Linked DNA regions of Homo sapiens: region 1 is linked to region 2. Evidence: read pairs that join two places in POLR2A ChIA-PET (ENCODE). Cell type or tissue: K562. All regions are shown on one strand. Each heading gives the region's core, and the rest is flanking DNA. Links, peaks and the distances in the headings are about the cores only. Region 1 overlaps PTPN7 (protein tyrosine phosphatase non-receptor type 7). Region 2 overlaps ELF3 (E74 like ETS transcription factor 3).

What was found. ChIA-PET counts read pairs that join two places held together with the same protein. Peaks named below come from ENCODE experiments on the same cell type or tissue, not always from the same donor. Only the 100,000 strongest peaks of a DNase experiment are listed, where the experiment ranks them.
Region 1: POLR2A ChIA-PET joins it to region 2 with 5 read pairs; 7 of 35 experiments call an interaction of 5 or more read pairs at or near these places.

The regions. Positions count from the first base shown.
Region 1 is chr1:202,145,021-202,157,231 of GRCh38, forward strand. It overlaps PTPN7 (protein tyrosine phosphatase non-receptor type 7), which reads right to left. Exons shown (of 10, transcript NM_002832.4): 5 at 10,513-10,589; 6 at 9,166-9,303; 7 at 8,705-8,815; 8 at 7,522-7,679; 9 at 5,291-5,404; 10 at 1,996-3,679. The coding sequence ends at 3,586. Among named protein-coding and RNA genes, the nearest start is that of ARL8A, 6.4 kb to the left of the region's middle. RefSeq lists a silencer at 10,064-10,113. In K562, for the core only: a CTCF peak has its summit at 9,995; a DNase peak (open chromatin) is centred at 9,971.
Region 2 is chr1:202,011,027-202,023,237 of GRCh38, forward strand. ELF3 (E74 like ETS transcription factor 3) reads left to right here. Exons shown (of 9, transcript NM_004433.5): 2 at 103-273; 3 at 931-1,152; 4 at 1,318-1,410; 5 at 1,614-1,733; 6 at 1,921-2,010; 7 at 2,156-2,272; 8 at 2,803-2,998; 9 at 4,183-6,157. The coding sequence starts at 111. The coding sequence ends at 4,297. Among named protein-coding and RNA genes, the nearest start is that of ELF3, 6.5 kb to the left of the region's middle. RefSeq lists enhancers at 1-460, 461-1,395, 2,205-3,404, 6,907-7,675. In K562, for the core only: no CTCF peak of the experiment used is centred there; DNase peaks (open chromatin) are centred at 6,882 and 7,575; H3K4me3 peaks cover 162 bases.

The DNA.
Region 1 (12,211 bases), core at 9,018-11,517, 140 kb after region 2:
ACTGGCACCCCCTTTCTTAAAGGGTGGTGGGCTCGAGGTGGGTGAGGTTCCGGTTAAGCAGGAGCCTTTTCAGGTTGAAGGAGAGTGGGTCACCCACTTCCCAGGACACGGAGATGAGATCTCTACGACAGGGAGGCAGATGGAGGCTTTTTTGTCCCTGAACCCTTGCCTCTGAGCATTCCTGGGTACAGTCCCATCCTCTCAAAATGCACCCAGTGCAGAGGGACAACCGTATTCGGGTCTTTTAATACTCCATCTTGTTTTGTTCACCACAATTTACCCCGACCACTTGTTAGGAAGCCTCTGGCCCCAAGTGAAACGGACGCTTGAACTTGCTCCGGATTTTTACCAGCATCCCCAAGATACCCAAACAGATACAGTCCTGGCAGGGGGTTTTCAGTGAGGAACGTCTGTGACAAAGGAAAATGTTGCCCTGTTTTGGTGAAAAGCAGAGTATTCTTCAGGAGGAGAAGTGATAGTTCTCCTCTTGAAGTGGGTCTGGAGTGCCTGCAAAGATGCCTTACTCCTGCCCCTCTCCTTGCAAGACCCACCCATAGGACCTGCTCAGGCAGGCTGACAACCTCAGCTGGCAGTCCCGGGTAGGCTCAGGCTTCGGGCAGTCCCCAGCCTATGCTGGCTGCCCGTTGGGGTTTGGTTTTCAAATGTAGTCATATGTAGTCTATTGTTTTAGTCAAAAGTGGGTAAACTATCAATATCAACCATATCTGTCCAATCAACTGGAGTTAGATGACCCCAAATAGTCAAACAGTTACCAAAGTAGAAGAATCACAAGGTTTCGGCTAGCATAATATTGTTTTTTTTTTTTTTTTTGATGGGGTCTCACTGTGTGGCCCAGGCTGGAGTGCAGCGGTGGGATCTCGACTCACTGCAGCCTCCACCTCCTCGGGCTCAGGTGATTCTTCTACCTCAGCCTCCCGAGTAGCTGGGACTACAGGCATGCGCCACCATGCCAGCCTAATTTTTGTATATTTGGTAGAGACGGGGTTTTGCCATGTTGTCCAGGCTGGTCTCGAAGCCCTGAGCTCAAGCCATCTGCCTGCCTCAGCCTCCCAAAGTGCTGGGATTACAGGCATGAGCCTGGCCAATATTCTGGTTTATTAAGCACCATCTTTCTAACCTCTGCCCTTTATAAGTCCTCCTCTAGCTCCTAAGATAAAGGCTATGGACTGAATGTTTGTGTCCCCCCAAATTCATAGGTTGAAGTCCTAATCCCTAAAGTGATGGTATTAGGAGGTGATTAAGTCATGAGGGTAGAGCCTTATAAAGGGGGCCGGTGGGATTAGGGGGAAGAATACCAGCCCACAACCTTTTCACCATGCAAGGACAGAAAGAAGGCTCTGCCTAATAGCCAGACACTGAGTCTGCAAGGGTCTTGATCCTAGACTTCCCAGCTTCCAGAACTGTGAGCAACACATTTCTTTTTTTCTTTTTTCTTTTTTTTTTGAGATGGAGTCTTGCTCTGTCATCCAGGCTGGAGTGCAGTGGCATGATAGCTCACTGCACCCTCCACCTCCAGGGTTCAAACAATTCTTCTGCCTCAGCCTCCCGAATAGCTGACTACAGGTGTGTGCTACCACGTCCGGCTAATTTTTTGTATTTTTAGTAGAGACAGCGTTTCACTGTGTTAGCTGGATCTCCTGACCTCGTGATCCGCCTGCCTCGGCCTCCCAAAGTGCTGGGATTACAGGCATGAGCCACCACGCCAGGCCAGCAATACATTTCTGTTGTTTAGAAGCCACATGGTTTACGGTAGTGTGAATTGTTACAGCTGCCTGGGTAGGCTATGAGGGTCCACCCTGTCTCACTTCCTAAATTGACTTTGGTTTCACCTTACTTTATGTCCTTGGAAGTGCTAGAAAAGTGCATATCCCAAGGGCAAAGATTTGCAGCCTGCCTGTCCCTGGTCTGCAGTCTTTCTCTCTTGCTACAAAGAGGCCCCAGAGGGCCAAGAAGAAGATGGAAAGAAGGAATGAGTCAGTCATCCAAGAAGTCTTTATTTTCCCACTTGGTTACTGTTCTGGAGCTTGTACCCTCTGAGCTCTGAGATGGGGTTGGGGGGACAGTGCCAGGGAGGGCCTGTGGGGCTGTGCAGTTGCTTCCCTCTGGGCTGGCTCTGAGCCCAGGGCAGGATCAGGCACTTGAGAGCCCCCCACCGAGCCTCATTGGCATAGACAGTCGTGCCTCTCACAGGGCTCAGGGGAGGTGGAGGTGTGGGCAAGTCCATCCCCAAGGCTGTAAGGAAGGAGCAGCTCCTCCATAAGGCCAAGCAGAAGCATTAGGGAAATCATCCTCAGTTTTAGCACTGCGTGTTCTTCAGGAGAGAAGTCCTGAGTGAGGAGGCCCAGCTGTTCTCCAGATCCAACTCCTCGGGGGTTTCCACAGAGAGCTGGTATCAAGGCAGCTGTCAGGGGCGGCGTGCCTGGTGATGCGGCATCTTACCTTCATCCCCATCTCAGAATGGGCAGCCAGTCTCAGATTCAAGGAGGAGGAATCCTGAGGTGTGGCGTTCAGTCCTGAGGTAGACCTGAGGTCCCCTGGAAATTGTGTTGATGCTGAGATGGATGAGGGGTGCTCATTCTCTCAGGTAGACAGTGAGGAGTCCTGGTTCAGCCGAGCCTCCATGTCTGCATGGATGGTTATGACCCTGATTGTTTTTGGAAACAGCCAAGCTCTCTAGGTGTACTCAGCAAATGCAAGGTATAGTGGGTCCTGCATACCCAGGGTATTATTTGAGCCATGGAAGCAAAACAGAGACTGCTTAGCCTCCCTAAGAGTAGTTGGTGGGAGTGGCCAGCAACCATGGAGGCAGGAGCAGCTCCTCTTTGCCTCTGAGTAGTCCCCACATGTTCCCTCTTCCAGAGATTTCAACTGCCAGGCCTGGTCACCTCTGTAGCCTACTCTTATGACACATGGGTGGAGGCAAGGGTAACCAGAGTCCTTGTTCTTTCTTTTGATTGGGGTCATCCAGCCCTTCCGATGTGTGGTCAGGGAGCAGAGTCACTGATAGGATGTTGAGACTTGGAGATCAGGACCAGACTTTTCCCCATTCTTGCATCTGGCCTGTGCTTGGGCAGGACCTCGGGTGAAGGATGATCTTGGAATCACCCTTTTGTCAGCCCCAGGAAGGAGTGGCTGGAGTGGCTTCTAGAAACTTCTCTCATTACTTTTCCCTCATGGCAGCTAAGCACTTATGTTCATGTTATAGAACAGGAAACTGAAGCTCACAAAGAGTGTCTCAGAGAACACCAGGACACCTGGGCTTCTTTCTTTGTCTGTCATAAATGCCAGCTCCTGTCTTTAAGTTCAGAGAGACATTGGAGGTTCCCCTTACTGTCCATCTGGGGCCAACAGAGGAAGCAGAGGAGTGGCCAGTGTTGAAGACCTGGAATCCGGCCCCTTGTCCTTACTGCTGCTGCTTCCTGTGACTGCAAGCACCACTAAGGAGGCACTCCTTCCCCACACCAACCCAAGGGGTACCCCCAGATCACTCGGCCCACTTTCCCCAGACCCACCTTCCCAGGCTTGAGGGAGGTAGGCACCTGGGCCACCGGAGGGTGGCAGGGGTCAGGGGCTGGGTTCCTCAGGCAGCTGGCCTGCATACAGGGCCAAAGTGTGGTGCAGGAACTGGTACTGCTCTGCCGTCTGGATCATCCCCCCTCTGCAAGGAGAAACACACAGACCATGAGTGAAGGAGGGTCAGGGTGCTGGCTGAATGGCTCCAGTCAAACATCCCTGTGGTCCTACTGGGAAAGTCCTGACTTTCTCAAAGAACATGCCAACTCCTTTGCCTATATTCATCTTTTCACTTTTTTTTTTTTTTTTTTTTTTTTGTGAGACAGAGTCTCACTCTGATAGCCAGGCTGGAGAGCAGTGGTATGATCTCAGCTCACTGCAACCTCTGCCTCCCAGGTTCAAGTGATTCTCCTGCCTCAATCTCCTGAGTAGCTAGGACTACAAGTGCCTGCCACCTTGCCCAGCTAATTTTTGTATTTTTAGTAGAAACAGGGTTTCACCATGTTGCCAGGGTGGTCTTGAACTCCTGACCTCAAGTGATTGGCCCATCTTGGCCTCCCAAACTGCTTGGATTGCAGACATGAGCCACCATGCCCCACCACCTATATTCATCTTTTCTACTTTCTACTCCTCATTGCTGCCCCTCAGATCTGCTGTGAGAGAAGTCCTCTGCCCCTTACACGTGCTGAGGGGTGATGCCCCATGTTGACACTTGGTCTTCCTTGATCCACTCAGCTCCTGGGACAAAACCAGATCTCTGAAGCCTTGGGTCGGGCCAGGAATACTCCTGAGCCTCAAGTTTCCTTCTTTCTAATAATCTTAAAAAGTAAAAATAATGATTCCATACATTTGTATAGTAGTTTCCATTTCCAAAACATTTTCATATAAGTTAACTCATTTCTTACAACAGTTTTCTGGGGGAAGGAGCCATTATCTCTGTCTAGATAAAGAAGAAGTGGGGGCTGGGCACAGTGGCTTAAGCCTGTAATCCCAGCACTTTGCAAAGCCAAGTGGGCATTGTTGAGCCCAGGAGTTCGAGACTAGTCTGGGCAACATAGTGAGACCCCCATCTCTATTATTAAAAAAAGAAGAAAGAAAAAAAAAGAAATGGGGGCTCAGAGAAATCTAGTGACATCTCAGTGAGACAGATGTCAGAATCTGAACACCGGCTCTGCCTCCACCCAGTGATCTTCTTTGCACTACTTGTTGCTGCCTCATATCATGTTTAATTCCAGGCATCCAAGCCAACATTCCAGACAGATATTCTTTTTTTTGTTTTTTTTTTTTTTTTTTTTTGAGTCAGAGTCTTGCTCTGTCACCCAGGCTGCAGTGCGATGGCACAATCTCGGCTCACTGCAATCTCCACCTCCTGGGTTCAAGCAATTGTCCTGCCTCAGCCTCCTGAGTAGCTGGGATCACAGGGGCCCGCACCAGGCCTGGCTAATTTTTGTATTTTTAGTAGAGACAGGGTTTACACCATGTTGGCCAGGCTGGTCTCGAACTCCTGGGCTCAGGTGATCCACCCGCCTCAGCCTCCCAAAGTGCTGGGATTACAGGTGTGAGCCACCGCACCCGGCCATCCAGATAGATATTTTTTCCTGGTTGTTAGTTGTAAAATAAACAGCTCTAAGCAGAAAGGGTTTCTTCCTTTCTTGCAGGAGTGCTTGATGGTGATGGGCCTAGCAGAACTCTGGGGCCCAGAGGCACTGATGCCATCCGTTAACGTTGTTGGCCTTGTTTACACCCACAGACCCACCTGTCTAGCCGCAGTTGGCACACAATACCCAGAATGTCCACTTCTCCTCGGGCTTTCAGCTGTTGACAGCCAATTCGCGTGGCGATGAAGCAGCCCGTCCGGCCAATCCCTGCACTGGAGATAGCCAGGGAGGGGACAGGGAGGTCATGGGAGACCAGGGAATATGAGAGCCAGGCCCCAAACTATGGAGAAAGAAATGGGACCTGCAGGTGCTATATTTTGGGGATAGGGCTCTGGAGATGGAGGCAGGTAGCAGTACTCTGCTTTCCAGTCCCCTTGGGGGCCCTGCTGGAGGCAGGTTTTAATTGGCATGGGAGGAGTTTACATTTCTTACCAGCCTTACTGTAAGCCTGTTGCAGGCCACCTTTTGGTCCCTGTGGACATTTTGACGATCTCCCTTCTGCTGAGTCTACAGTGGTTTCCAACAGACAGTTTCCCACTTGTGGGTGTGCTGACCCTCGAGCCCTCCTTATCTAACCTTGACTTCCTCTCAGCTCAGACTCATCTTCCACGCAGCCCACGCCCGGCCCCTCTGTTTCCCACCTTGGCGCCCTCCCACAGTCTTCTCTCCACTCTGTTCTGCTTTCTCTATCGTGCCCTCTCTTTATTTCAAAACCCCCTAGGCCTCCCCTTCCTCTTGCGTGAGCCCCTAATGACCTCCCTGCACATGTCCCAGTGCTACCTGTGGGTGGGCTGGGAGGCCCCTGTGTCATGCCTTTTGCCTCTGTGCTCTGTTTTATTTAGGATATGCACTCCCAAATGGTCCCTTTCTTTAGTCTTGTCCCCTACGACACCCCCTCACTCTGGCCCAATCCATTTTTCACTCTATAGCCAAAGTGTTCTTTTAAAATGGCAAATCCAAGTGTCTTAGCCAGTCCTCCAAGTCCCCTCATCATCTGACCTTCACTGGCCTTCCAAACCCATCTCTCATCATTACCCCACACACAACCTCTGGGCCTAACCTGTAACCCTGCTCCCAGCAGTGTATCCATTTTCACATTTCTTCTCTGGGCCTTAGCATGTGCTCTTCCACTTGCCTGGAACGTGTTCCCTTCCCTCTCTTCACTTGGCTAATTCACCTTTCAGGTCTTAGCTTGGCTTAGATGGCCTTTCTCTTGGAAAACTTTCTCTGGTCAAAGTCTGGTTTAGGAGACTTGGTTCTATGGTCCCCATAATATCCCCATCACAGCTCTCATCACATTGCGTGGTATTTAATTTTTTTTTGAGACAGAGTTTTGCTCTTGTTGCCCAACCTGGAATGCCATGGTGCGATCTCAGCTCACCACAACCTCCACCTCCTGGGTTCAAGCAATTCTCCTGCCTCAGCCTCCCGAGTAACTGGGATTACAGGCATGCGCCACCATGTGTGGCTAATTTTGTATTTTTAGTAGAGACAGGGTTTCTCCATGTTGGTCAGGCTGGTCTTGAACTCCCGACCTCAGGTGATCCTCCCGCCTCAGCCTCCCAAAGTGCTGAGATTATAAGCATGAGCCACTGCACCCAGCCTAATCTGCCTTCTTTCCCACCAGCCTATAAAACTGTCTGGGAAGAAACCAAACTGCTTGGTTCATAGCTGTCTCCTTAGCAGCTAACACCGTGCCTGACAAAAATAGGTTTTCCTTTTTTGAGATGGAGTCTCGCTCTGTCACCCAGGCTGGAGTGCAGTGGTGTGATCTCGGCTCACTGCCTCCAGAGTTTGAGCAATTCTCCTGCCTCAGCCTCCCAAGTAGCTGGGATTACAAGTGTGTGCTACCACGCCTGGCTAATTTTTGTATTTTTTAGTAGAGACAGGTTTTCACCATGTTGGCCAGGCTGGTCTCAAACTCCTGACCTCAGGTGATCTGCCAGCCCTGGCGTCCCAAAGTGCTGGGATTATAGGTGTGAACCACCGTGCCCGGCCAATAATAGGATTTTCAATACATATTTGTTGAATAAGTAAATGAGTTCCCCAACAGCTGGAATCCTGTTTATGTCCTCCTGCAGCTGACTGGGATCTTCCTGATATTCCATCCCCTCTATGGATGGGGCCTGGGTGTCCAGCCCAGATGTCTGGGTTCTGCGTGAAGGAGGTAAAAAGAACAGAGCCCTTGCTGAATGGCCTTGCGAGTCATGTCTGAGTAAGGACTAGGCTTGCCTGATGCTTTTCTGCTCAGACCCTTCCCCAGGAGAGACCCAGGGGGCAGGGGAGGGGAGCACAGTCCACAGGCTGCAGTGAAGGGAGGGCCACGCACCTGCAGTGGACTACGATAGGCCCGGGGTGGGCGGCTGTCTCCGGGCTCTCCTCCACCTCTGCCACTAGGCGCAGCAGGGGCCCAGCTGATTCTGGTGTCTGATGGTCTGGCCAGGCCGAAAAGAGGATGTGCTTTACTGACCGGCGCTCTTCCTGGTACTGGATTGGAGACAAGGCATGAGAACCAAGGTCAGGGTGGAGGGCACTGTCTACCTTCTTCTCTGGTGCCTGAGGAGGGCAAGGGCTGGAATTACCCTGTGGGGGGGTCATCTACTCAAAGCAAGCTAGGTTGCAATTTTCGTGCTCATTGTTCTCCACCACTTCCCCCTTCAAAATCCCGGGAAGGAGCATTGTCCTGGGAGAGGGGAGAGACCCAAATTCAAGCCCTGGCTCTGCTTCCCATAAGCACATGACTTTGGGCAAGTCCCTTGATCTCATTTTCTTCACCTGGAAAATGGGAACAGTGATATCTTACTGGTTTACTTGCCAGGATATTTGGAGGAGAATGAGTTGATAGAGGAATGCTTTCAAAAATATAAAACACCATAAAATAATAGAAGGCATTTTAAAAGCCCTTGTGTACATGTTATTCCACATCTCTTTCTCTTTTTTTGTTTTATTTTGTTTGTTTTTTTTTGAGACAGACAGTCTCACTCCGTCACCCAGGCTGGAGTGCAGTAGCACAATCTTGGCTCACTGCAACCTCTGCCTCCTGGGTTCAAGTGATTCTCCTGTCTTAGCCTTCCAAACAGCTGTAATTTTTAGTACAGACAAGGTTTCACCATGTTGGCCAGGCTGGTCTGGAACTCCTGACCTCAAGTGATCCGCCCCCCTCAGCCTCCCAAAGTGTTGGGATTACAGGCATGAGCCGCCACACCTGGCCTTCCACATCTCCTTTAACCTCCTCTCCTTCCCTTGGCCCTGCTCCTGGATCCTGCCTGTCCCCGCCTGACCATTTACACAGATGGGTGAGTACTTCCCGGTAGTCCTATTTGGCTTATTGGCTCTGCCCTATTAGACTAGAGGCTGAGGACAGTGCTCAAGTTTCTCTTTCTGCTATAGATGTGGGTTTAAGATGGTTTAGAAGAGCAAACCCTTGGCTCCTAGTGAAGAGCCAGCCTGAGTCCCAGAGATGCTGTGGGCGGCCCAACTTCCCACTGGGCCTGGCTCCGGGGGGGTGGTACCTGGATGGTGAGCTGCCGCACAGTGTATTCTGGGCACTCTTTCATGTCCTGGATGCGGATCTGGAAGGGTCCATAGGTTTCCTCTTCTGTGGGCCAGTAGTGGACACATTTCTAGGAGGGAGGGAGCTGGGAGTCAGAAGAGGGTCAGCTGGAGCAGGTGACAGGGCAGCAGAGAGGGGCTGGTATCTCCTCCCCATCCTCCACCCCTACTGGATGGGAGGTCAGCAACAGGGAGCCTGGCTCTTCTGAGCTTGATACCTGCAAGCAGAGTGCTCACCCTATCCCGTATTTTGGCCATAGACAGCCTCCCAGGGCTATATCTCAGGGAACTTTCTGAGAGGTATGAGCTGGGGCTGGCTCCCAGGGAAACCTCTGGTTCTGAGCTGCCCTGTGTGTGGGGTGGGGGTGGGGTGGGCATAGCACTTTCTGGGTTCATCATGAACTGTGGCTCTGCCTCCTACCTCCTTGCCCTCTCGGAGCTGAGTGAGCATGACAATGAGGGACACTTCCTCTTGCCACACCATCTCCCAGAAGTCCGACACAGTGTTGGGCATGGGGCCCTGGGTGGCAATGTAGACCTTCTCCTTCCCGTCATAGCCCTGGAAGGTGGAAGCACAGGGGAAGGGGTGGGGAGCAGTGAGAGCAGAGCTCTGGGGAGATCCTAGATGCCTCAGGTGCTGGGGTCAGCCTGAAGCTGTGAACCACACGTGTAGACGTACACATGCACGAACACGCACACTCAGAAGCCACATGATGGAAAGGATACGGGTTCTGGAATGAGGATCAGATCCCTGTTCTGCTGTTTCCTGGCTGTACCACTATAAGCCAGTTACCTAGCCTCCGTAAGCCTCAGTGGTATCATCTGTAAATTGGGCATAATAATATCTATCTTGTAGGAATGTAGAGTGGATTAAATTCAGTAAGATATATTGAGAGTCTAGCCGATAGCAAGTGCTCTATAAATGTTTATTCCCTTCCTCCCCTGCTGCTTTCTTCTAGCACAAAATACCTAAACAGTGTTTAATATTTGTTCAGTGACAGTTTCACATTTACAGGTTACTACTTTTCTATGAAAGTAGTAGCAAAATGTAGCACACTCTCCCTAACCTGATTTTCTCACCTTCAGGATCCTCAGCTTCCTGCTTCTCAAGATGGTGAAATCCAGACTGCAGTTGATCCGGTATTGGCCGGCAAATGTAAGATCATGTTTCCCCATGGCTTCCCTAGCTAAGAGCTTTTCGCCTCCCTGCGCCCCTGACTGATGTCTTACCCACATTGAGTCACTAGAGAGCGCTGCTTTTACATCTCCTTAGGGCCCACAGCAGCGAGAAGCTGGCGTGGAACACCCACCTGGCCTGGAGCTTCCTATAGCTTGACGTCAATCAACCATCTTCATATAAGAGGGGCTATCTGAGGGGCAGTTAAGGTAAGTTGGCGGGGAGGTCCCATTAGTGCTGGCATCACCTATGCAGTTCTCGGGAGCTGTGAGCTCTTAAGCAGCTGGAGATTGGGTTCAACAATGCTAACTTCCTGCTAAGTTTAGAGGGTGGCATGGGAGGACTGATAGTGGAGGTTAGGGAGACTTGGTGGTCTCTCCAGATATTTTTCAACATCTGCTCCGTTTTTTAGGTTGGTGTTTTGGGGCATGTTCAGTACCAGCCCAGCTTGGTAGGGCTATGACAGCAGTGAGCTGGAGCAGGGAGGGTAGGAAATGCAGGCACCTGATCCACCAGCCATGGCTGGAAGATATTCTCAGACGTCTGAGAATTCCCCCATTCCCCGCCCACCACTGCAGCCAGGCCACTCACTCGGATGTAGTTGGCATTGATGTAATCTCCGTCCTCCTGGCTCTGTGCCCGGCCTAGACAGACACGGCTCTGGGGATCTAGGAAATAAAAATCAGCAGAGGTCAGAGGTCAGAAGGTGACCAACTAACACAGACTCAAGCAGGGTCAGAAAGAGGAGAGTTCCTGTGCTCATCACAGTCATAGCACCTTGTGTATAGCAGGTGGCCTTACACCCACTGAAGTTGTTGTTTTTGTTGTTGTTTTTAGAGACAGGGTCTCATTCTGTTGCCTAGGCTGGAGTGCAGTGGTGCGATCATAGCTCACTGTAACCTCTAACTCTTGGGCTCAAGTGATACTTTTGTCTCAGCCTTTGACATAGCTGGGACTATAGGCAAATGCCACCACACCTGGCTTGCTTATTTATTTATTTATTTACGTTTTTTGTAGAGATTGGGTTTCACTTTGTTGCCCAAGCTGGTCTTGAATTTCTGACTTCAAGCAATTCTCCCACCTCAACCTCCCAAAGTGCTGAGATTACATGTGTGAGCCACCATGTCTGGCCCCTATTGAAGTATTTTATACGCAGACAGTAGGAAGCTGTATAATGTTTTTGAGCAGGAGAGTGACATGATCAAAACAATAGTTTGGGAAGATTAACTGAGTGGTGCTGTATAGGATGGACTAGAGAAGAAAGGGAACGGAACAGCAGAGACCAAATGGGAAGATACAATATTAGATATAATATTCTAATAGATACAGTATTCTATCCTTGAGATCAGTACAGGTTTAGAACAAGATTATGCCACTAGGGATGGAAAAAGAGATGTAGAGGAAGAAGAATTTGTTTTCTAATGGTGAATATGGGATTCACATGAGCAACTTGCCAGATATCACATAGCTGTGAAGTGGGACTAGGACTCAGATTCCGCTCAGCCACGAGGCATTTGGCCTCTGCCTCTAAGGGGGAAGGATTTCTCTAAATGAAACCCAAACATGGATGAAGAAGCTGGCTTGTGAGGAAAGGAGAAGAGACTCTCGCTCTGCTCATGCCAGCCTGGTCATGGACAGAAGGTACCCTGGGGACCAGGGGAATCTCAGGCAAAGGAATTTTTCCCTTTTCTGGTGGCTGCAGGGCTGATTAGAATTAGGCCAAGAACAAGGGCTACTCCTCCCCCTGGCCTGGAATAGCGCTAATAGCACCTTGATCCGCCCATGCAGGCAGAGGACACTCCAGGAGGGTTAGCAGGAGACAGGGCCCGAGTGCTCACTGAGCTAAAGCCTCAAGCTGGGAGTAGCTTCCCTGTAGGGAGAGCAGGGGAGGGAGGGAGAGGCTCCGGGGCCTCATGCCTGCCTCCGAAAAATAGAAGGTGCTTGCTCCGGGTCTGCCAGTTTGCAGGGTCACCCCCTCCTAGCACAGTGTCCTCCCTCCCCGCCTCCACTGCTCTCTTGCTGGCCGTTGCCCTGTCTCCATCTGACTTTCTCAAAGCCATCTCTCTGGGAGCCCTCCTGGTGGTGCTTCCTTCACTGCAAGCCTTGGCTGGGCATTTCCCATGCAAGAGGAAGACAGGGAAAGGGGCTTGGTGCAAGTAGCTAAGTTGAATATCTTAGGTAAGATATTCAACTTCTCTGTGCCTTAGTTTCCTCACTTGTAAAATGGTCATCACAGTACCAACTTCATGGGATTGTTGTGAGAAATGAGTGAATATAAAGGATTGAGGCT
Region 2 (12,211 bases), core at 6,356-8,855:
GGGCTACTCTTGCCCAGGGTTGGGCAAAGCAGAGTAGCTGGGAGTGTAAGGAGAGGACCCTCGTCCCCTCACCAACCTCATCCTCTCTCCCCCTACCCACAGGTAGCCTCATGGCTGCAACCTGTGAGATTAGCAACATTTTTAGCAACTACTTCAGTGCGATGTACAGCTCGGAGGACTCCACCCTGGCCTCTGTTCCCCCTGCTGCCACCTTTGGGGCCGATGACTTGGTACTGACCCTGAGCAACCCCCAGATGTCATTGGAGGGTACAGGTGGGTCTCAGCGGGGTGGGATGGGGCACGGAGTGGGAGACAGATCCATCTAAGGGCCTGTTAGACAAATGGGGGAATAGGCAGGGAGGAGGGTCTCTAGGCAAATTCCAGGGCTAGAGGCTGAGACTTAGTGACTGAGGTGCTGGGGGTTGTGGGGCTGTGACAGGCAGAGGGAGGTGTCAGATACCAGGACAAGGGTGTTGTGAATGCTACCTCCTGCCCCTACTCTTGGGATGGCTCCAAGGGCTGAGGTGTGAATCCCCAGTGTGCTCCAGGAATGGGGCTGTGTGGGCTGGGAGTGGTGGCTCACGCCTGTAATCCCAGCACTTTGGGAGGCTGAGCTGAGCGGATCACCTGAGGTCAAGAGTTCGAGACCAGCCTAGCCAACATGGTGAAACCCCGTCTCTACTAAAAATACAAAAAAAAATTTATCCCAGCGTGGTGGTGGGCACCTATAATCCCAGCTACTGGGGAGGCTGACGCAGGAGTATCGCTTGAACCTGGGAGGTGGAGGTTGCTGTGAGCCGAGATTGTGCCATTGCACCCCAGCCTAGGTGACAGGAGTGAGACTCCATCTCAAAAAAAAAAAAAAAAATGGGGCTGTAAGGTCTGCTGGGTGGCCTGAGCTGAGCCTGTTTCCCTGCCTGGCCCTTGCAGAGAAGGCCAGCTGGTTGGGGGAACAGCCCCAGTTCTGGTCGAAGACGCAGGTTCTGGACTGGATCAGCTACCAAGTGGAGAAGAACAAGTACGACGCAAGCGCCATTGACTTCTCACGATGTGACATGGATGGCGCCACCCTCTGCAATTGTGCCCTTGAGGAGCTGCGTCTGGTCTTTGGGCCTCTGGGGGACCAACTCCATGCCCAGCTGCGAGACCTCAGTGAGTCCAGGCCCCTGGAGGCTGGGGAGCAGCTCCACATGTTGAGCTGAGTCGAGTTCAGTGTGGCCGTAGGCAGGCCCTGGAGCTCTGGGCCAGCTGCACAGCCAGAGAGAGCCCTTGAGGGAGGGATTAGGGGAGTGTGACCCTTCCTTCCTTCCTTGTCAGCTTCCAGCTCTTCTGATGAGCTCAGTTGGATCATTGAGCTGCTGGAGAAGGATGGCATGGCCTTCCAGGAGGCCCTAGACCCAGGGCCCTTTGGTGAGAACCCGTTTTCTCCTTCCTTCCCCAGCCTGTCTTGTCCCATCCCTGCCCCTCCACAGAGTGCTAGAGATGACCCCCTCCCCAGACTTCTTCCTCCCTCAATTAGAAAAATTGCAGCAGGTCATCAGACCCATGGGCAGCATCACCTGTCCTGGTCTGGTCCCCTGAGCCCTCTCTGAGTTCTCACCTCCTCTTCCCAGACCAGGGCAGCCCCTTTGCCCAGGAGCTGCTGGACGACGGTCAGCAAGCCAGCCCCTACCACCCCGGCAGCTGTGGCGCAGGAGCCCCCTCCCCTGGCAGCTCTGACGTCTCCACCGCAGGTGAGAGCTCTCTCTGGGCCACAACCTCCCTTCCCCGAAGTGTCCCTTGTTCCCTCTGGCTCCCAGCACCATAACTCAGGCCTTCTGGCAGGAACAGGAACAGGCTGGGAAGTGTGTCCTGAGAGCCAGCAGCGTGGTTGAGCAGAGGGTGGGCCGGCAGGGGACTTACTCTGACCCCGCCCCCCAGGGACTGGTGCTTCTCGGAGCTCCCACTCCTCAGACTCCGGTGGAAGTGACGTGGACCTGGATCCCACTGATGGCAAGCTCTTCCCCAGCGGTGAGTCGAGGGAGGTCCCCAAGAGGGCGTCCCATTTAGCAATGCACAGGGGGCCCGGCTCTTCCTGCAGCCTTTTCCTGTAGAGGGGCTACTCTCCCTAACTCCCCTCTTGCCCCTCCTTGACCTTCCACCACCGTCCCCACAGATGGTTTTCGTGACTGCAAGAAGGGGGATCCCAAGCACGGGAAGCGGAAACGAGGCCGGCCCCGAAAGCTGAGCAAAGAGTACTGGGACTGTCTCGAGGGCAAGAAGAGCAAGCACGGTGAGCTCCGGGGGCACGTGGGTCCTCCCTGCGCCGGGCTGAGCGGCTTCCTGGGGCACTGCGGGTTGTTGCAGGTATCCCTTCTCCCGTTTTCTCTGGCCTCCGCATGGCCTTTGGTAAGGCTGTGCACAAGCTGGGGGCTCTATGGTATCGGTCACCACCTAATTGCAGAGCCTGGCTTGGTGGTCCTGGAGAGGAGGAGGAAATAAGGCTCCCAGTGGGAGGCTCATGGTACCAGAGTCCTGTCCACTGACTCCAGTGTCCTGTCCACTGACTCCAGTTCTCTCTGCACTTGGCCACTGTCCTGCCCTCTGGGACACCCTCAATGTGAGGAGGCAGCTGGTGGGTCTTAGGTGGGCTGAGGAGAAAAGCAGTCACTGCAGTACCCGCACAGAGGGCACTGCGGGGTCTCTGGAGAGGCTTGCTGCATGCTGTGGCCAAGTCAGCAGTGCACTGGGGCGGGCAGGGCTGGCTGGCCTTGGGTGAGAGGGGACACCTGGATGGCAAACTGATGGAGGCTGGCCTTGCAGCGCCCAGAGGCACCCACCTGTGGGAGTTCATCCGGGACATCCTCATCCACCCGGAGCTCAACGAGGGCCTCATGAAGTGGGAGAATCGGCATGAAGGCGTCTTCAAGTTCCTGCGCTCCGAGGCTGTGGCCCAACTATGGGGCCAAAAGAAAAAGAACAGCAACATGACCTACGAGAAGCTGAGCCGGGCCATGAGGTGAGCTGGCGGCCAGGACCCTCACGATACAGCCGGACATGGGGACAGGCGCTCACACTCCCACCGCCCTCTTTCTGGCTGCCACTTGGCTTCTTGCAACAGGGCTGAGTCCTTAGAGTGAGGACAACATCTGGGTTGGTCTACTTCATGGATTAAATGACAACATGGAGAAAGTATTAGCCTGGCAGACAGCAGACACAGTGCACTTGAGCTAGCAGCAACATTTCTTGTATCGCCTGTGAGGCTTGTCCTCAGGAAGGCACCTGGAGAGTGGGAAAGGGGGCAGGAGCCGTGCCCACCCAGGGCCTGGCTTTCTCCTCGTTGAAGCACTTAGGTTGTTTTTCTCTGGGCCTCAGTTTCCTCCTGTGTCCAGGAGTACACTAGATCATCTTAAGATCCCGTCCAGCCCTAAAATCATGTACTTACTTTTTTTTTCTTTTTCTTTTTTAAATAGAGGCAAGGGTCTCTACGTTGGCCAGGCCGGTCTCAAACTCCTGGCCTCAAATGACTCTCCTGCCTCGGCCTCTCAAAGTGCTGGGATTACAGGTGTGAGCCAGTATGCTTGGCCTTTTCTTTTTTCTTCTTCTTCTTTTTATTTTTCGAGACAGGGTCTCGCTCTGTCACCCAGGCTAGAGTGCAGTGGCACAATCTTGGCTCGCTACAACCTCTGCCTGCCGGGTTCAAGTGATTCTTGTGCCTCAGCCTCCAAGTAGCTGGGATTACAGGCACCTGCCACCATGCCCAGCTAATTTTTGTATTTTTAGTAGAGACGGGGGTTTCACCATGTTGGCTAGGCTGGTCTCGAACTCCTGACCTCAAGTGATCCGCCCGCCTCAGCCTCCCAAAGTGCTGGAATTACAGGTGTGAGCCACCGTGCCCAGCTCCCTGGCCTTAAAAGTCATGTAATTTAATGATCAGACCCCAGTCACAGCCATAGGATACAAAGAAGCAAAGGCAAAGAGCCCTGTGTCCTGGGCACGGTTACAGGCCAGTGTAGGGAAAGAGCTTCTGCTTGCCAGTGTGAAGAACAGAGGAGTTTAGGAAGTGTGAGTCAGGCTCAGCTTAGTCAGGCAGAGACCAGTGGGCATGGGTTACCTGGGGGTAACGCGGGCCAGGTGGGCGGGCTGGCAGCCTGGGGCCCATTTCCTGCCAAAGCACCTCTGACCATCCTTCTCTTCACCCAGGTACTACTACAAACGGGAGATCCTGGAACGGGTGGATGGCCGGCGACTCGTCTACAAGTTTGGCAAAAACTCAAGCGGCTGGAAGGAGGAAGAGGTTCTCCAGAGTCGGAACTGAGGGTTGGAACTATACCCGGGACCAAACTCACGGACCACTCGAGGCCTGCAAACCTTCCTGGGAGGACAGGCAGGCCAGATGGCCCCTCCACTGGGGAATGCTCCCAGCTGTGCTGTGGAGAGAAGCTGATGTTTTGGTGTATTGTCAGCCATCGTCCTGGGACTCGGAGACTATGGCCTCGCCTCCCCACCCTCCTCTTGGAATTACAAGCCCTGGGGTTTGAAGCTGACTTTATAGCTGCAAGTGTATCTCCTTTTATCTGGTGCCTCCTCAAACCCAGTCTCAGACACTAAATGCAGACAACACCTTCCTCCTGCAGACACCTGGACTGAGCCAAGGAGGCCTGGGGAGGCCCTAGGGGAGCACCGTGATGGAGAGGACAGAGCAGGGGCTCCAGCACCTTCTTTCTGGACTGGCGTTCACCTCCCTGCTCAGTGCTTGGGCTCCACGGGCAGGGGTCAGAGCACTCCCTAATTTATGTGCTATATAAATATGTCAGATGTACATAGAGATCTATTTTTTCTAAAACATTCCCCTCCCCACTCCTCTCCCACAGAGTGCTGGACTGTTCCAGGCCCTCCAGTGGGCTGATGCTGGGACCCTTAGGATGGGGCTCCCAGCTCCTTTCTCCTGTGAATGGAGGCAGAGACCTCCAATAAAGTGCCTTCTGGGCTTTTTCTAACCTTTGTCTTAGCTACCTGTGTACTGAAATTTGGGCCTTTGGATCGAATATGGTCAAGAGGTTGGAGGGGAGGAAAATGAAGGTCTACCAGGCTGAGGGTGAGGGCAAAGGCTGACGAAGAGGGGAGTTACAGATTTCCTGTAGCAGGTGTGGGCTTACAGACACATGGACTGGGCTGGGAGGCGAGCAAAGGAAGCAGCTGAGACTGTTGGAGAACGCTTACAAGACTTCATGCAAGCAAGGACATGAACTCAGAACACTGAGGTCAGAAGCATCCTGCTGTCATGACACCGCTCGAGTGACCTTGACCTTGACCAAGTCTGTCCTGTTTAGGACTGATTTTTCCTATTAGGCTAGGGTTTGGACCTGATGTTCTCAAGATGTCTAGAATTGCATGGCTGGCCTTGTGGAATAGATGGTTTTGCATTCCAGCCAAGTGTGCTGTAAACTGTATATCTGTAATATGAATCCCAGCTTTTGAGTCTGACAAAATCAGAGTTAGGATCTTGTAAAGGAAAAAAAAAAAAAAACAAAACAAAATGGAGATGAGTACTTGCTGAGAAAGAATGAGGGAAGGAGTTGGCATTTGTTGAAAGTGTAGTCTTTTTCTCTTTTTTTTTTAATTGCAACTTTTACTTTAGATTTAGGAGGTCGTGCGCAGGTTTGTTACATGGGTATATTGTGTGATGCTGAGCTTGGGATGCGAATGATCCTGTCACCCAGGTAGTGAGTATAGCACCCAGTGAAACTGTAGTCTCATGCCAGGCACTGTGCTAGCCCACTCTGGCTCATTTAATCCTCTCCTAAGAAGAGAGGAGACACAGCGTCCCCATTTGACAGATGCAGAAAGAGGTTCCACAGGTGTGCCTTGATTCTGTCCTAAAACCGTTTCCCGGAAGCTTTTCCTGGTGTGGGCGCTTCTAACCTAATCCTCAATCGATTCCAGAACTATTACTCTGTTTCCACAGTGATACTGTGTCTAGGTTTTAGGGAGGACAGTTCATTGATGTTACTTAAGAATGCTTTCCAGGTGGAAAGTTCCTTAAGTTTGAGGCTTCAAATTCCATACAGCACATTAAAATCCCATTCATGAGTTTGAAATACTGCTCTGTTGTCTTGGAAATACCAATCAGATTGTTGGCTGAAGTGATGTGGATAAAGAAGGGATCTTAGAAAAACTAAAGCTTGTGTGTGGATTTCTGGAAATGCAGCTTGCTCTGGAGAAGCAAGGAATGGTGGAAAAGGAGAGTGGGGAAGTTGATTGGAGAGGAAAGTGAGGTCATGAGAGAAACCAGAATCCTGGAGCCATTTGGAAAAAGGCTTTTACTTACATTTCCCTTCTGAAGTGTGAGCCAGTTAGACAAAGGGGATGCGGGCCAGGGCGTAGGTCTAGCCTCAGAAGCTGGGGAAGCTTTCACAGCTACTTAGTCTAAAAATGACCCCATTTCTTGGAAATTATGCATTAGACTCTGGTCTAGTTTCCCTAGCCACAATATCTCGGGGTCCTTGCACCCTTAAAAGAGGTGACCCAGCTGGGCGCGGTAGTTCACGCCTGTAATCCTCGTACTTTGGGAAGCCAAGGCGGGAGGATCACGAGGTCAGAAGATCGAGGCCATCATGGCCAACACGGTGAAACCCCGTCTCTACTAAACATACAAAAATTAGCTGGGCATGCTGGCACGCGCCTGTAGTCCGAGCTACTCAGGAGGCTGAGGCAGGAGAATCACTTGAACCCAGGAGGCGGAGGTTGCAGTGAGCTAAGATCATGCCACTGCACTCCAGCCTGGTGACACAGGGAGACTCTGTCTCAAAAAAAAGAAGAGAGGTGACCCAGTGTGGCCTGAAGTCACCTAGCCAAGAAGTGGGGGAGGGGCCTCTAGAGCCCGGGACATGCTTGTTCAGCCTCCCTTGACTCCCAGCCTCTTCAGCTTCTAAAGGAGATCCTAGCAGGGAGGAGGGCTGGGAATATGGCGCTCAGCCCCTTCACCCTCTTCTGGAGGGCTGGGGGCAGGTGCTGCCCGCTGCGTGCTGACCTTTGCCCTGCCATTTGCAGTTTATGAGGCGCTTTCCTCATCCCATTATCTCATTTGATCCGCCCCACAGCTCGCTGAGGAGACCAGGTGTCCCCATTTTACTGACAAGGCTAGTGGTGGGCTGAAGTCACTGACTGGGTGAGAGCGGGGCCAGCTCACAGCATGCCTGCCTCCACGCTGCAGCTCAGTGAGACCACCTGGGCAGGTGGCCTCTGCAGGGCAGCGCCTGGGACAGCCTGGAAGACGGCAGCTCTGGGAGGGACGCCTTTCTCCCCAACAGTTCTCTGCCCTCTCACCCCTCAGGATGCTGCAGAGTCCTGGCACGGGCCCCTGGGCTGGCCTCCGTGCTGCCCTCTCTGTCGGGCACCAGTCACCCTTACCCCGACTCTCACCAGCCCAGGGGCCTCCTAGCAGGAGACGGCCCGGTCTCTCGCCCACCAGAGTCTGCATCCCCTCAGGTGTGTCCTGGGCTGGGGAGTGGGGGTGGGGAGGAAGCCACAGGGCCGGGCTGTTTATATCCCGCCCTGCCGGAGCTGCTGGTCACCTCTTATCTGCTTCTGTGGGATTGGGTGTGTCGCTGAGCAGGTCAGAGGGAGGTCACCCCTCCCGTCGTGTTTGGGTGTGCCTGAGGAGGGGCTGGGGTTGGCCCCCTGGGACAGTTCCTGGCTTATCCCACAGCCCCACCTGTCCCACCAATTCTGGGGAAGTCTGGCTTCTCCTGGGGGAAGTGGGTGAAGGGGTTGCATTTCTGAGGAGTCTGGTTTCAATCTGCTCTCTCTCTCTGCTGTTGTCTGTTTACACATCTCTCTCTCTCGCCGGGCTGTGAGCACCTCTGGGCAAGTGCTGGGGCTTACTCACCTCAGCACCTTGCACAGCGCCTGGCACAGAGGAGGTGCTCGATAAATATTTGCTAAATGGCCCCGTGACTCTCCCTGCCCTGGCCACTACCTCCCCCACACACCACACACATTCATACACACTCATGGGAACCAAAGTCACACACACTCACACTCACAAAGATAAATATTCACAAGCCCTCACTCACATGCCCCTGCACGCACTGCAGACGCTGCCTGCTCTCACACACTCGCATGGACCGTATTCACAACCTCACACACTTGCACACACCAGCGCACGCAACACACTCCCACCTCACAGTCTCACATAGCCACACCCAGGCCTGCCTGCACGACTCACCTCCTCCCTCGGGGTCCTTCTATGAAGCATTTCCTGACCTCCTCTTTGGCCCTTTTCCCCCACCAGATGGGTTCAGCCCTTGCCTCCAGTCAGGACAGGCCTGGTAATTTGCAGAGCCCAGTGCAAAGTGAAAGCCTGGGCCCTTGTTAAAGAATTATTAGGCTGGGCGCAGTGGCTCATGCCAGTAATCCCACACTTTGGGAGGCCGAGGCGGGTGGATCGCCTGAGGTCAGGAGTTTGAGACCAGCCTGACCAACATGGCGAAACCCCATCTCTACTAAAAATACAAAATTAGCTGGGCGTGGTGGTGTGCGCCTGTAATCCTAGCTACTCTGGAGGTTGAGGCAGAAGAATCGCTTGAACCTGGGAGGCGGAGGTTGCCGTGAACCAAGATCATGACACTGCACTCCCGCCTGGGCAACAAGAGAGAAACTCCATCTCAAAAAAAAAAAAAAAAAAGAACGATTAAAAATTTCAAAATGGCAACAGCAGAGAAGAGCATGAACCATGCGCGAGGTGCAGTCCTCCAAGCGCAGGGCCCTGTGGGACCACCGCACAGGTTGCACTCAGGAAGCCACCCCTGCCTCCATTTGCCACTGGCCTATAAGAGCTCCACTGAACTACCCACCATGCCTTCTACTACAGATATGTTTGCCACAGTCACAAAAAAATCAACAAGTTGTCAAGTTTTTTGCTTTTTGTTTTTGAGACGGAGTCATGCTCTGTCCCCCAGGCTGGAGTGCAGTGGTGCCATCTCGGCTCACTGAAACCTCTGCCTCCCGGGTTCACACCATTCTCCTGCCTCAGCCTCCTGAGTAGCTGGGACTACAGGCGCCCATGACCACGCCCGACTAATTTTTTGCATTTTTAGTAGAGATGGGGTTTCACTGTGTTAGCCAGGATGGTCTCGATCCCCTGACCTCGTGATCTGCCTGCCTTGGCCTCCCAAATGTTGGGATTACAGGTGTGAGCCACTGCGCCTGGCCCAAGTTGTCAAGTTTTTAAAAGTAGGAAAATTTTCTCAGAAAAAAAACCTGAATTTGTGGCTTGTCTTTTTAAAAAATTGGCTGGGCCAGGTGACTCACGCCTGAAATCGCAACAAGGGGAGGCCGAGGCAGGAGAAGTACTTGAGCCCAGGAGTTCAAGACCAGCCTGGGCAACACAGGGAGACCCTGTCTCTACAAATAATTTTTTAAAAATTAGCCAGGAGTGGTGGTGTGCACCTGTGGTCCCAGCTACTCAGGAGGCTGAGGCAGGAGGATCACCTGAGCCTGAGAGTTCAAGACTGCAGTAACCTCTGATTGCACGATCCAGCCGGGGCATGATTTGTAACTTTGAGCAAGTTACCTTCCTTTTCTGAGCCTCAGTTTCCTCATCTACAAAATGAAGATTGTTCTACTTGGAGTGCTTTGTCCTACAAGTCACCAGAGTGAGAACTGGTCTCAAAAAAATTTAAAAATAAAGATAAATGTGAAAAAAAGAATCAGAAAATTTGGCCCAGCTAGGTCAGCTCTCCCTGGACCACAATCTGTCACAGTGGAGTGAGGCTGCTCCATATAGTCTTTGCATGTAGTTTACCACCATCTCCACCATGCAGTACCTGTGTGGCCCCAGAAGCACTAAGTTTTCAACCCCTGGTTAAAAACATCTATGCTTCTCTCACCTACTGCTCCCAGACTAGGAGCATGTTTTGTACCCCCTCTACTTGGCAAAAGGATGGCTCGTTGGGCATGTCAACAAGTAAATTAATGAAGTGGGTTGGGGGGGATGGGAGGATGCTCATGAGTATGGAAGCCCAGCCAGTTCCTTCTATTATGAGGGCCTGGGGTGGACACCAGAGCCTCTGATACTTACTGGGAAGTATTGAGTTTTCTTACTTCCAAAACCATTGACTTTTAACCCAATTCAGTGCATGGCATAGCATGGGCCCTCATGCACACTGGACTATCTCTGCATGGTCTTCTGGGCTGTAAATGGCTGCTTAACCCAGAGTGTCCAAAGATGCCACCACTGCCCAGCAGTCTTGTCCCATCCCCTCTCTCTGCTGAGGGAGGAGAGTTGGCAGAACTTCATTTGTCCATGTAATAGCTCTGCATATATTTCCCCCTCAACCCATCTCTTTTCAGGAAGAACAAGCACCTTAAATTAGTCCTTACATCGGCCAAGTGCAGTGGCTCATGCCTGTAATCCCAGCACTTTGGGAGACAGAGGCAGGCGGATCACCTGAGGTCGGGAGTTCGAGACCAGCCTGACCAACATGGAAAAACCCTGTCTCTACTAAAAACACAAAATTACCCAGGCGTCGTGGTGCATACCTGTAGTCCCAGCTACTTGGGAGGCTGAGGCAGGAGAATCGCTTGAACCTGGGAGGCAGAGGTTGCAATGAGCCGAGATCACGCCATTGCACTCCACCTGGGCAACGAGAGCGAAATTCCGTCTCAAAAAAAAAAAAAAAAATTTACTCCCTACATCATAACTACCAGTGATTTGTAGGACAGAGCACTCAATGTAGAACACTCTTCACTTTGCAGATGAGGAAACTGAAGCTCAGAAAAGAAAGGTAACTTGCTCAAAGTCACAAATCATGTTGAATGGAGCCTGAGCTTCATGTTGACAGCTGACCGCTTACTGAGTATCTACTAGGTGCCAGGCAATGTGTCAAGTTATTGCTTTACATACATCATTCATTCTCTCTGTGTTCATTAACTGTCTGCTGTGTGCATGGCTCCATGCTGTGTGCAGAAGACCCAGTAGGGAAGAGGTCACCCAGGGGGAGTAGGAAGCCTAGGCTATGGCCTGGCACGGTGGCTTATACCTGTAATCCCAGCACTTTGGGAGGCTGAGGCGGGTAAATCACCTGAGGGCAGGAATTTGAGACCAGCCTGGCCAACATGGCGAAACCCCATCTCTAGTAAAAATACAAAAATTAGCCGGGCGTGGTGGCGGGTGCCTGTAATCCCAGCTACTTTGGAGGCTGAGGCAGGAGAATCACTTGAACCCGAGAGGAGAAGGTTGCGGTGAGCCGAGATCACACCACTGCACTCCAGCCAGGCGACAGAGTGAGATTCCATCTCAAAAAAAAAAAAAAAAAAAAATTCCTGGTGCAGTGGCTCAGGCTTGTAATCCCAGCACTTTGGGAGGCTGAGGCGGATGAATCATGAGGTCAGAAGTTCAAAACCAGCCTGGCCAAGATGGTGAAACCGCGTCTCTACTAAAAATACAAAAAAATTAGCCGGGTATGGTGGCAGCTGCCTGTAATACCAGCTACTCGGAAGGCTGAGGCAGATAATTGCTTGAACCTGGGAGGCAGAGGTTGCAGTGAGCTGAGATCATGCCACTGCACTCCAGACTGGGTGGCAGAGTGAGACTCCATCTCAAAAAAAAAGAAAAGAAAAGAAAGAAAGCCTAGGCTAGAGCCTAGGAAATTCCAAAGACATCTATATAAACCTCTCAACAAGGTAGAGGATAAGTGCCTCATTTCACAGATGAGCAAACTGAGGCTTCAGAGAGGTTAAGAAAAGCTTAAGCTCTCAGAGATAGTAGTAAGTTTAGGAAACCGGAGCTTGAACCCTGCCTTCTTTCTTCAATTCCACAGCTGACTCTGCTTTGAGAGGTGCTGAGCAACACAAATGTCTCCGCTGTATGGGTGCCTAAAACCCCACCATTAGATGTGCAGTTTGAGGAATGCCCTATGGATATACAAACATGCCTGGGGTGGAGGGTGGATTCAATGAGCATTGCTTTCCAGGGACCCTTGGATCCTGCAGGGTGGATGGAAAGTGAGTTTTCAGTTCTTCAGAACCTCACAGTGGCCAACCCTTGGGAGCATTGCCCTCTCATTCTTATCCTACGCTCCTCCTCCTCCTCCTTCTTCTGCTACGTGCAGGGCTGGGCTGGGGCACCAGCAGCAGCAATTAGCCCAGCTCAGCCGCCCGTTACTGGAACCTGCATGTCAACTCTGGAGCTGATCCAAGAAACCACACCCAGTGTCCTGCATGACTC